3 separate regions of the Homo sapiens genome follow, and regions 1 and 2 are each linked to region 3. The links are chromatin contacts, found by Hi-C or POLR2A ChIA-PET in ENCODE. All regions are on one chromosome and are shown on one strand. The core of a region is the stretch at or near the end of the contact, and the rest is flanking DNA. Distances in the headings are between cores, read along the strand shown. Region 1 overlaps RBBP8-AS1 (RBBP8 antisense RNA 1). Region 2 overlaps CABLES1 (Cdk5 and Abl enzyme substrate 1). Region 3 holds the start of MIB1 (MIB E3 ubiquitin protein ligase 1).

Region 1 (2,700 bases), core at 175-2,674, 1.1 Mb after region 3:
AACAGTATCTATTATGTTCTCGGTTGCAAGCAGCAGAAATAAAAGTCTAGCAGAGCCAAAGTAAAAATAATTTAAAAGACATTAGAAAAGATAAAAAAAAAAAAAGGACATTAGGCAGCTTACAAAATCAAGGAGGTATTAAGGAGGTATGGAAAGGAAGGCTTGGAGCTACACAGTCAAGAACAAAGCCCAAAAGTCATGCTGCCAAACTCATCTTGTGAAGTAGTCATGGGTGCTACCAAAAAGCACCAAACATTATGGCTTGTACAACTGCCCCTAGGAGCTTAATCTTGGGGCAACCACCACTTCCTCTAGCATTACTGCCACTGCTACCCTGCTATATAACCTAGTTATCCAATATAACCTATATAATCTAGTGATTCAATTCCCATGTGCTAAAGGTTAGAACAACCTGAAAGAAAATTATTATCCTCACATGTACTGGGAATTTGACATAATATATGGCATACTTACCGAAAAGTTGGTAAGGAAAATTTTTTGGAATCTTATAGTAGAATTAAACATGAAACCCTTTTTCTATAACCTGTTGTGTCTTTAGCATGAGGGTAAAAGATTTTCCTCTCCTCTCACAGGGACATTTGTCCTCAGCAATGCTATTCAAATTAACCGAAAAGCTGGTAAGGAAAATTTTTTGGAATCTTACAGTAGAATTAAACATCAAACCCTTTTTCTATAACCTGTTGTGTCTTTAGCATAAGGGTAAAAGATTTTCCTCTCCTTTCACAGGGACATTTGTCCTCAGCAATGCTATTCAAATTATTCCAGCCAAATAACGTCCCATTTCTGATGATCCATTGCCTTGCATTGCTATTTGTCTATATTTCCTCACAGTCTTAACAGAATTCTGAAAAAAAGTGAGTTTGACCTCCTCATTAAGCTCCCTACTATGGCATGTGACAGGCATGCTCCCTGTTTCCTCCAACATGCAACCCGTTACCCACTATCAGCTTTAAGCCAGAAACATGGTGAAAATTCTCAGGTGATGGGTCAGATCAAGAATGAAGACTTTTTGGGCCCTTTTGCCACAACAAAATCTGTTTCTCAGTGTGGCACCTGGACAGCCAACAAAGTCCCAGGAGAGGAACCATTTTCTCACATATCCTTTTATGCACAGTGACCCACGTGCTGATTAGTAACCTGCAAGCACTTCCTTGATCACTCACAATACTTTTGGTTATAACCACTGCCTCTACCCTATACCTCATTTGATTATTGCATAGTACCACTGATGGATGCTGTTGCAATCCCCCTTTCCCCTTTGACAGTTTATTTCAGTGGCTCCCACACACAGCTAAGGCTCTGAGTCACTGTCTGTCTGTTTTTCCATTGCATAAGCTCAGAGGAGGGCTTTGCAAGTGTTTGATGCTGGGGCTTTTACCCTCACCTTGGTTGTATCCCTTTGGAACATTGCTAGAAGATATCCCTCCTGAGCACTGAACCTGTGCCAGCCTTTTGTCTCTTTTCTGATCTTTGCTCTCTGAGTCCTGGGACTTCCTCCAATAGTCTCTTTTGTTATGTTTGGGTTATATTACTTCATGTATAATTATATTTGCATAGTTCTTTTCCGGTAGTAGCAAGAGCAAGGGGAGGTCTCCTTTATCCAAAAACCTGTGTCTCCTTAGAGACCTACAGGAGGCTCGGGATACTCTACAATGAGCACATTTCATATCTTACTTTAGTCAAACTGCAAGATATATTAGATTTATCGAACCATAGAGACAGAGGTATCTAGGAGGTTTCTTAGTTATTTTCCCCTGTAAGAAAACAGAAATTCAGAAAGGGAAGTTATTTTCTCAGAGATAAACAGCTATTGACAAACAAATCTGGGACTAGAACCCAAATTCAGGATACTTTCTTCTTTACTAATCTGAATTTTCTTCTAGAGTTTTTCCTTTTTCGACCATGTGTAACCTTTCTGTAAGAGACTGTCTTTGCATATAGTTACTTAATGGGTGATTTAATGACAGGGAAAGAAGAATGGAAATATCCAAGAAGGCTTTATACAATAATGTGGTAGACAAAGACATCCATATCCTATTCCATAGAACCTGTTTTTTTCTTTTTTCTTTTTCTTTGCTTCTAACACACCAAGCACATATAGAACCTGTTAATATATTCCCCTACAGAGCAAAAGAAATTTTGCAGATCTAATTAAGAATCCTTGAGGTGGGAGATTATCCTGGACTATATGAAGGGGCCCATGTAATAACAAAGGTCCTTTCAAGTGAAAGAGACAGGCAAGAGAGTCAGAATCAGAGAAGAAGATGTGACAGTAGAAACAATATTAGAGTGATGGGATGTGAGGACTCAAATCTTCCATCGTTGGCTTTAAAGATGAAAGGTGAACACAAGCCAAAAATTGTGGGGCAGCCACTATAAACTGAAAAGGCAAGGAAATGTATTCTCCATGCCTTTCTAGAAGGAATGTAATCCTGACAATATTTATTTTAACCCAGTGAACTCCCTTTGGACTTCTGACTCCAGAACTGTAAGATAATAAATTTGTATTGTTTTAAGCCAATAAGTTTGTGGTAATTTGTCACAGCAGTAGTAGGAAATATGGTTTTAGAAGTAAATCTAATATAAAACCACAATAATAATGGTTATGTCGCATTTTATATGTGACAGGCATTATGCTACACCCATAGTGTCCATTACCTCATTAAATCCTTGGAATAA
Region 2 (2,700 bases), core at 197-2,696, 1.5 Mb after region 3:
TGAATCTGAGGGAGGAAAAGCGTGGAAAAGTTGCCCTCTGCCATCACGAAGCTGTCAGTGTTCTAGAGCTGAGATGATATTTATTACTGTATCAGCGAAGTTTTGAAGTGTGACTAGCTTTGGCGTACAAGAAATACCTCATTTCTTCTTTTTAAATCTACTTAATATGAACTGTAAACCCCCCTTCTACAAGGCTGAGGGGAAATTGAGACTCACTTTTCACTGGGCATTCCTCCCTCCCCATCTCCAGTATTGTGCAAAGAAGGGCCTGGAACCTACTGTAATGCCTAGGATTTGGGGAACACATGCTGGTTGTTGTTCCTTTGGTTGCCCTAGCACTGCCAAAACTGTCACACCCGCCCCGTGACCCCTCCAGGCAAAAAGATCTGCTGCTCTGTGCCAGATGTGAATTACGAATCTTTATCATGGCTGGGAGCCCTGTTCTTGGGGTGCTGATGGTGCAAGGCATGGGTCCCATTTGATCATGGACCCCATGGTCATTTCCCTTCCGACTTAGGAGAATCTTGCACTGCTGCTCCCTCTGCAGTGGCCTGTAATTTAAACATCCCCAGAGGCAATAGGCAGAAAATAGGCCACTCTTGGGAAGAAAACTGGGAGACCAAATCCATGTCACTGAGTATCTATGACTATATTATCTTGCCATAGGAACTTATAAAATAAGGGTAGCAAAAGTCCTGCCAAGGAAGCACTGGGTCTTAGTAGTCACTAGCCACATGTGGCAATTTACATTTAAATTAATTAAAATTAAATAAAAATTCAGTTTCTCAGTCAACTGTTCACATTTCAAGCACTTAGTTGCCACACGTAACCATCGTATGGAACACGGTAGATAAGGACCATCTCCGTCATCACAGGAAGTTCTGTTGCGTGGCACTGGTCTGTAACAAGCCTCACGTGTCTCCAGTAGCAGTTGAGGGTGGCCCCACTATTCTTGCTTATTTTCTTACTCGGCTTAGCCTTAGCAATTTAGAAAGTAGAATGACGTAAGTAGAAAGCCAGGGGGAAGTGGTGACTGCAGTGAGTCACGTTATTTCTCGAGGGACCAGTTCTGTGGGTAGGGTTGGTGGAGCCTTGCCCGTCTTTCTTGTGGTCCCAAGTGTCGCTGAGACGCTTGGACAATCCACTGGAATCCCTGTTTCTAAGAATCCCTGTTTCTTTAAATGGGTTTGGGTTTTATCTCATGGAATAGAATCTTGGACTTTATACGAGCACATGACTATATTTTTTTTTTGTTAGGGCTTCATTTCCTTTGGAGGAAATGCCAAGAAGGGGAGTGTGGAAGAGGCGCGACTGGTTTGGTTCTGTTAACTGTGATGTGTGATGTGCACATTTGGCGGCAGGCAGACAGCTGGCCAGGACAAGGCTGCCCCGGGGAAGCAGTGAGCCTGTGAGCAAATTGAAGACAGATGAAAAGGGGCACAGTGGAAAATCACCCAAGTTTCATGCCATCTGCATGTACCAGTACCGGCGAGACAGCAAAGAGCCACACTAGCTCAGCTCAGTAAATAGTTCGTTACATATCAGACGTTGTATAGACAGGATATGAAAATGGACTGAGACTGCCCCTGCCTGCAGCCAGCTCTCCATCTGAGAACCCTCTCAGTATGGGCTTATTGGAATTCTCCTTATTTCCCTTGGCCTACTCACTCCAAAAAGATATTCCCTACTTCTCTCTTAATTTCAGCCCTAAGTAACATTCTCCATCTGGCAAAATGGAAACAAGGAGAAAATTATTTGGGAGTTGGGAATTTGAAGACCATGCTTGCTGGCTTTGGCTTTGGAAAAGTAGGAAGCCCATGGAACTGAGCTGCTGGTCCTTGAATGAAAAGGAAGACACTGCTGTTTTTGTCCTGCTCTGCATGTGGTCAGTCCCCTCCCTCCCTGCCCACCGCAGGTATTTTTGCTTCATTGCCTTGTTCACGTTTTTGCTTTGTAGGCACTTCCCTATGCCAGTGCCCCTGTGCATTCATCATCTCCATCCTTAATTGCTTTAAGAAGCCTTTTGAGAATCGCCCTGGGGTGCCTGCATAGCAGCTGCAGCAGTAGGGCAGACGGTCTTGTGGGTGTGAACAGAGTTGGTTGTTGGCTTTCTTCTGCATGACTTTGGTGTCGATTCTGAACGGGACTCCAGAGATGTTTTGAGGGTGGCACTACCATGGCCTCCCAGGAAGCCTGCTGTGGAAATGCAGCACTTACTGGGCACAGAAGGTCTTGGGCATTTCTGTTAATTAGACTCCACATTATGGGTAGGATAAGGGAGCCGGCTCATTCATGTAATGCCCAGAGACTAGGATGATGGCTCAACAGAATCAGAGCATCCCTGTTTTTTTTTCTATATTGGAGGATAGCTTTTTTCCCTTCTCTTCTCACCACTCGCTTGGCTCCCTCCTCTCTTCTTACCTGATGACTTTGTCTTTGGCTGGGAGCAATTTGCCCCTGCCTTATATTCGTTCTTGCATAGGTTGTAGGAGATGACCCCTGAATATGGTCCCTCCATCCAGGCCACACAGCAAGTATGCTGTGGGTCTGAGGTGCCTTTGACTAACAGGCACTGGATGTCAGAACATGAAGACCTGGTCATTCCCAAACATGGCTGCAGTTTAGAATCGCCTGGGGAGTGTTTAAAACTCCTGGTGTCCAGGTCACAGCCCATGCCAACTGCCTGGGGGTGGGAGCCAG
Region 3 (2,700 bases), core at 101-2,600:
TTTACGAGGCCAGCATCATCCTGATACCAAAACCTGGCACAGACACAACAAAAAAAGAAAATTTCAGGCCAATATCCCTGATGAACATCGATGCGAAAATCTTCAATAAAATACTAGCAAACAGAAGCCAGTAGCACATCAAAAAGCTTATCCACCACTATCAAGTTGGCTTTATCCCTGGGATAAACACTTTGGGAGGCTGAGGTGGGAGGATTGCTTGAGCTCAGGAGTTCGAGACCAGTCCGGCCAGGGAAAATAGTGAGATATATCCCCCAAGAAGCTCCCCACTGCCCCCCCGCTCATCTCTGCCAAAAATACAAAAAATTAGCTGGGCGTGGTTGTGCGTTCCTGAGGTCCCAGCTACTCAGAAGGCTGAGGTGGGCGGACCCCTTGAACCCAGGAGGCGGAGGTTGCGGGGAACGGAGATGGCGCCACTGCACTCCGGCCTGGCTGACAGTGAGACCCTGTCTCAAAAACAAAGCAAAAAAAAAAACAACAACAAAAAAAACCAAACAAAAAAAATTTTATTTCAGTACATAGTAATTCCTTGGGTACATTTTACGTCCGTTTTCTTGTCTTTTCCCTTGATTATCCATTCTGTTAGCATTTCCCTCCTTTGACTATCAGGAAAAGCAACAGTTTATGCTAACAATGCATGCTAACGGTGCCAACAGTGCTGGCCTGTGGAAACACTGGTTTTAAACCCTATGCAGCATAATGTCATTTGAATAACGGCAACCAGAAACTTCTCTTACAGTCTTCGAATCTTCCTTTGAAGGTTGTATTTTGTAATTAGGGACTGAATTTTTTCGTGAGTGGAGGCAATTATTAATGAGCAAAGTTTGGAGTCTGCCTATCACCCTAATTCTGCATAAAGTCAAGACACACCTTCTAAAAGTCTTTACCGTTGCTCACAACATTCCATACCATGCTGTTCAGCTTAAAAACACACTACTAACCTGCTCTGTCTGGTTTGAAATGTTTTCAATTTACACACAAATACAGATCGCCCTGAATTTGTGAATGTATTTCTACCTTCGTTAAAAAAGAAGACTAAAAGAATATGGAATCCCTAATTCACATTTAGTTCGCCTAGGAAAACTAGCAGTTAGTGAAAAACTGGCCACATCACAGCCGCACAGCTCCAGCAGCCCGGGTAGCTTCCCCACCCTCACTTTCTCCAGCCCCGCCTCCAGGACGGCCTAACCGCTTTCCTCATAGCTCATTGGGCGCGCGGCACCACCGGGCGGCAACTCCAGGGATCCGCCCCTGGGCCCGCCCCTCCATCGCCCGGGGCTGGGGTTGGGCAACCGTCCGCCCTTTTTCTAGACCGCGCGCATGCGCACTCTCCTTGGACCCTGGAGAGACGCTTAGGGATCAGTTTTCTCCTCCTTTCTTCCCGCGATCGCGCGGCTCTCTGGAAGCCTTCCCACTCTATTATTGCCGAGGATCCCCCTCCTAGACACTCTGAGAAGGTGCCGCTCCGGCCTTGGGTACGGCGGTACCCGGATGTGGAGTCGCTCTCGCCCGGCTGGGACTCTGTGGCGGGGCGGAGCGCGGCGGCTGGTGCGGGGGCAGAGAGAAGGGGGCCTGAGGGCCCGGGCGCTCGCCGGACGCCGGGAGGTACCACCGCTGCCCACGGGGGAGGAGGCGGCGCCGGCGCTTGGGTGCCCGCCCCCGAGCGAGGGGCCGGGGTGGCAGAAAGGCCGGCAGTTAAGCTTGCTCCCCGCCGCCCCCCTCGGGCTAGCCTCCCCCGGCCCCCTGCGCTCCTCGCGCTGCCGGCCGGGGGAGAGCGTGGTTTCCTTGCGGCCGTCGCTGTAGCCTGGCCGGGGAGCCCGGAGGAAGCGGGAGAGTCCCCGCCCACGGCCCCCTCCCCTCTGCCCGCTCTCCGCCGCCGCCTCCGAGCAGCCGCGGGCCGCCCTCCACTCCGAGCGGGGGGCGCGGCGGCGACAGCTGGGCAGCGGCTTTGGGCTCCGCGGGGACCGCGCCGCCGCCCCCGTGAGTTATTCTCACGTCCCCCGGGGCTCGCTGCCGCCCCCGCCGACGCCTAGAGTCCGGCCCGGGCCCAACTCCCTCACGGGCCCCCCGGCGGCAGCGGCGGCGGCGGCGGCGGCAGCGGCGGAGCCCACCGCCCGGGCCCCGATGAGTAACTCCCGGAATAACCGGGTGATGGTGGAAGGGGTTGGCGCTCGGGTAGTGCGCGGCCCGGACTGGAAGTGGGGGAAGCAGGACGGCGGCGAGGGCCATGTGGGCACCGTCCGGAGCTTCGAGAGCCCCGAGGAGGTGGTGGTAGTGTGGGACAACGGCACAGCTGCCAACTACCGCTGCTCCGGGGCTTACGACCTCCGCATCCTGGACAGCGCGCCCACCGGTAAGCCGCGGCCACCTGGCCAGGGCTTGCGCGCGCGGGGGGAAGGGGCGAGCTGCGGTGGGCGTCGGTGTCGCGGGGAGAGGTCTGCAGTGGGACACCTGGTGGGCAGCGCCCGGCTGGAGCGAGCGGAAAGGCAAAGCGCCAAAGGAATTCTAGGTTCCGAACGGGTGAACAAACACTTTCAGAAAAGACCCTCTACCCCCAAGGGAAATGATGGCAGCACCATCACCGGGATGCTTTCAAGCCTGGAAGACACAAAGCACCGGGAAGAGAACAGACACAGGTCCCCCAACCCGACTCCTCCTCTTGGGAAGGGGTCTGGAGAGGCC

The links. A loop is a pair of places that touch in the nucleus more often than their neighbours do. ChIA-PET counts read pairs that join two places held with the same protein, here RNA polymerase II (POLR2A). Pooled maps may share reads with other maps.
Region 1: a loop to region 3 is called in a pooled map, with 2.1 times the contacts of the local background. The contact joins the enhancer-like site here to the promoter of MIB1 in region 3. A Hi-C loop is called at or near these places in 1 of 50 pooled maps. POLR2A ChIA-PET finds 5 or more read pairs at or near these places in 2 of 52 experiments (A549 and BJ).
Region 2: a map with no recorded cell type shows a loop between it and region 3 (22-fold over the local background). The contact joins the enhancer-like site here to the promoter of MIB1 in region 3. A Hi-C loop is called at or near these places in 1 of 37 single-sample maps with no recorded cell type and 8 of 50 pooled maps. POLR2A ChIA-PET finds 5 or more read pairs at or near these places in 1 of 52 experiments (OCI-LY7).

The regions. Positions count from the first base shown.
Region 1 is chr18:22,830,372-22,833,071 of GRCh38, forward strand. All of the region lies in intron 2 of RBBP8-AS1 (RBBP8 antisense RNA 1), which reads right to left. The region is part of intron 1 of LOC124904263 (a long non-coding RNA gene); the gene reads left to right. Among named protein-coding and RNA genes, the nearest start is that of RBBP8, 100 kb to the right of the region's middle. Within about 2 kb of position 1,425, at least 2 of the 41 ENCODE cell types and tissues checked have a DNase peak (open chromatin) inside an H3K27ac peak, as active enhancers do.
Region 2 is chr18:23,230,530-23,233,229 of GRCh38, forward strand. All of the region lies in intron 4 of CABLES1 (Cdk5 and Abl enzyme substrate 1), which reads left to right. Among named protein-coding and RNA genes, the nearest start is that of CABLES1, 96 kb to the left of the region's middle. RefSeq lists enhancers at 1,212-1,371, 1,492-1,541. Within about 2 kb of position 1,447, at least 22 of the 41 ENCODE cell types and tissues checked have a DNase peak (open chromatin) inside an H3K27ac peak, as active enhancers do; they include OCI-LY7, where a contact is called at or near this core.
Region 3 is chr18:21,739,442-21,742,141 of GRCh38, forward strand. MIB1 (MIB E3 ubiquitin protein ligase 1) reads left to right here and starts at 1,351. Exons shown (of 21, transcript NM_020774.4): 1 at 1,351-2,371. The coding sequence starts at 2,143. RefSeq lists silencers at 1,138-1,357, 1,548-2,177, 2,298-2,347.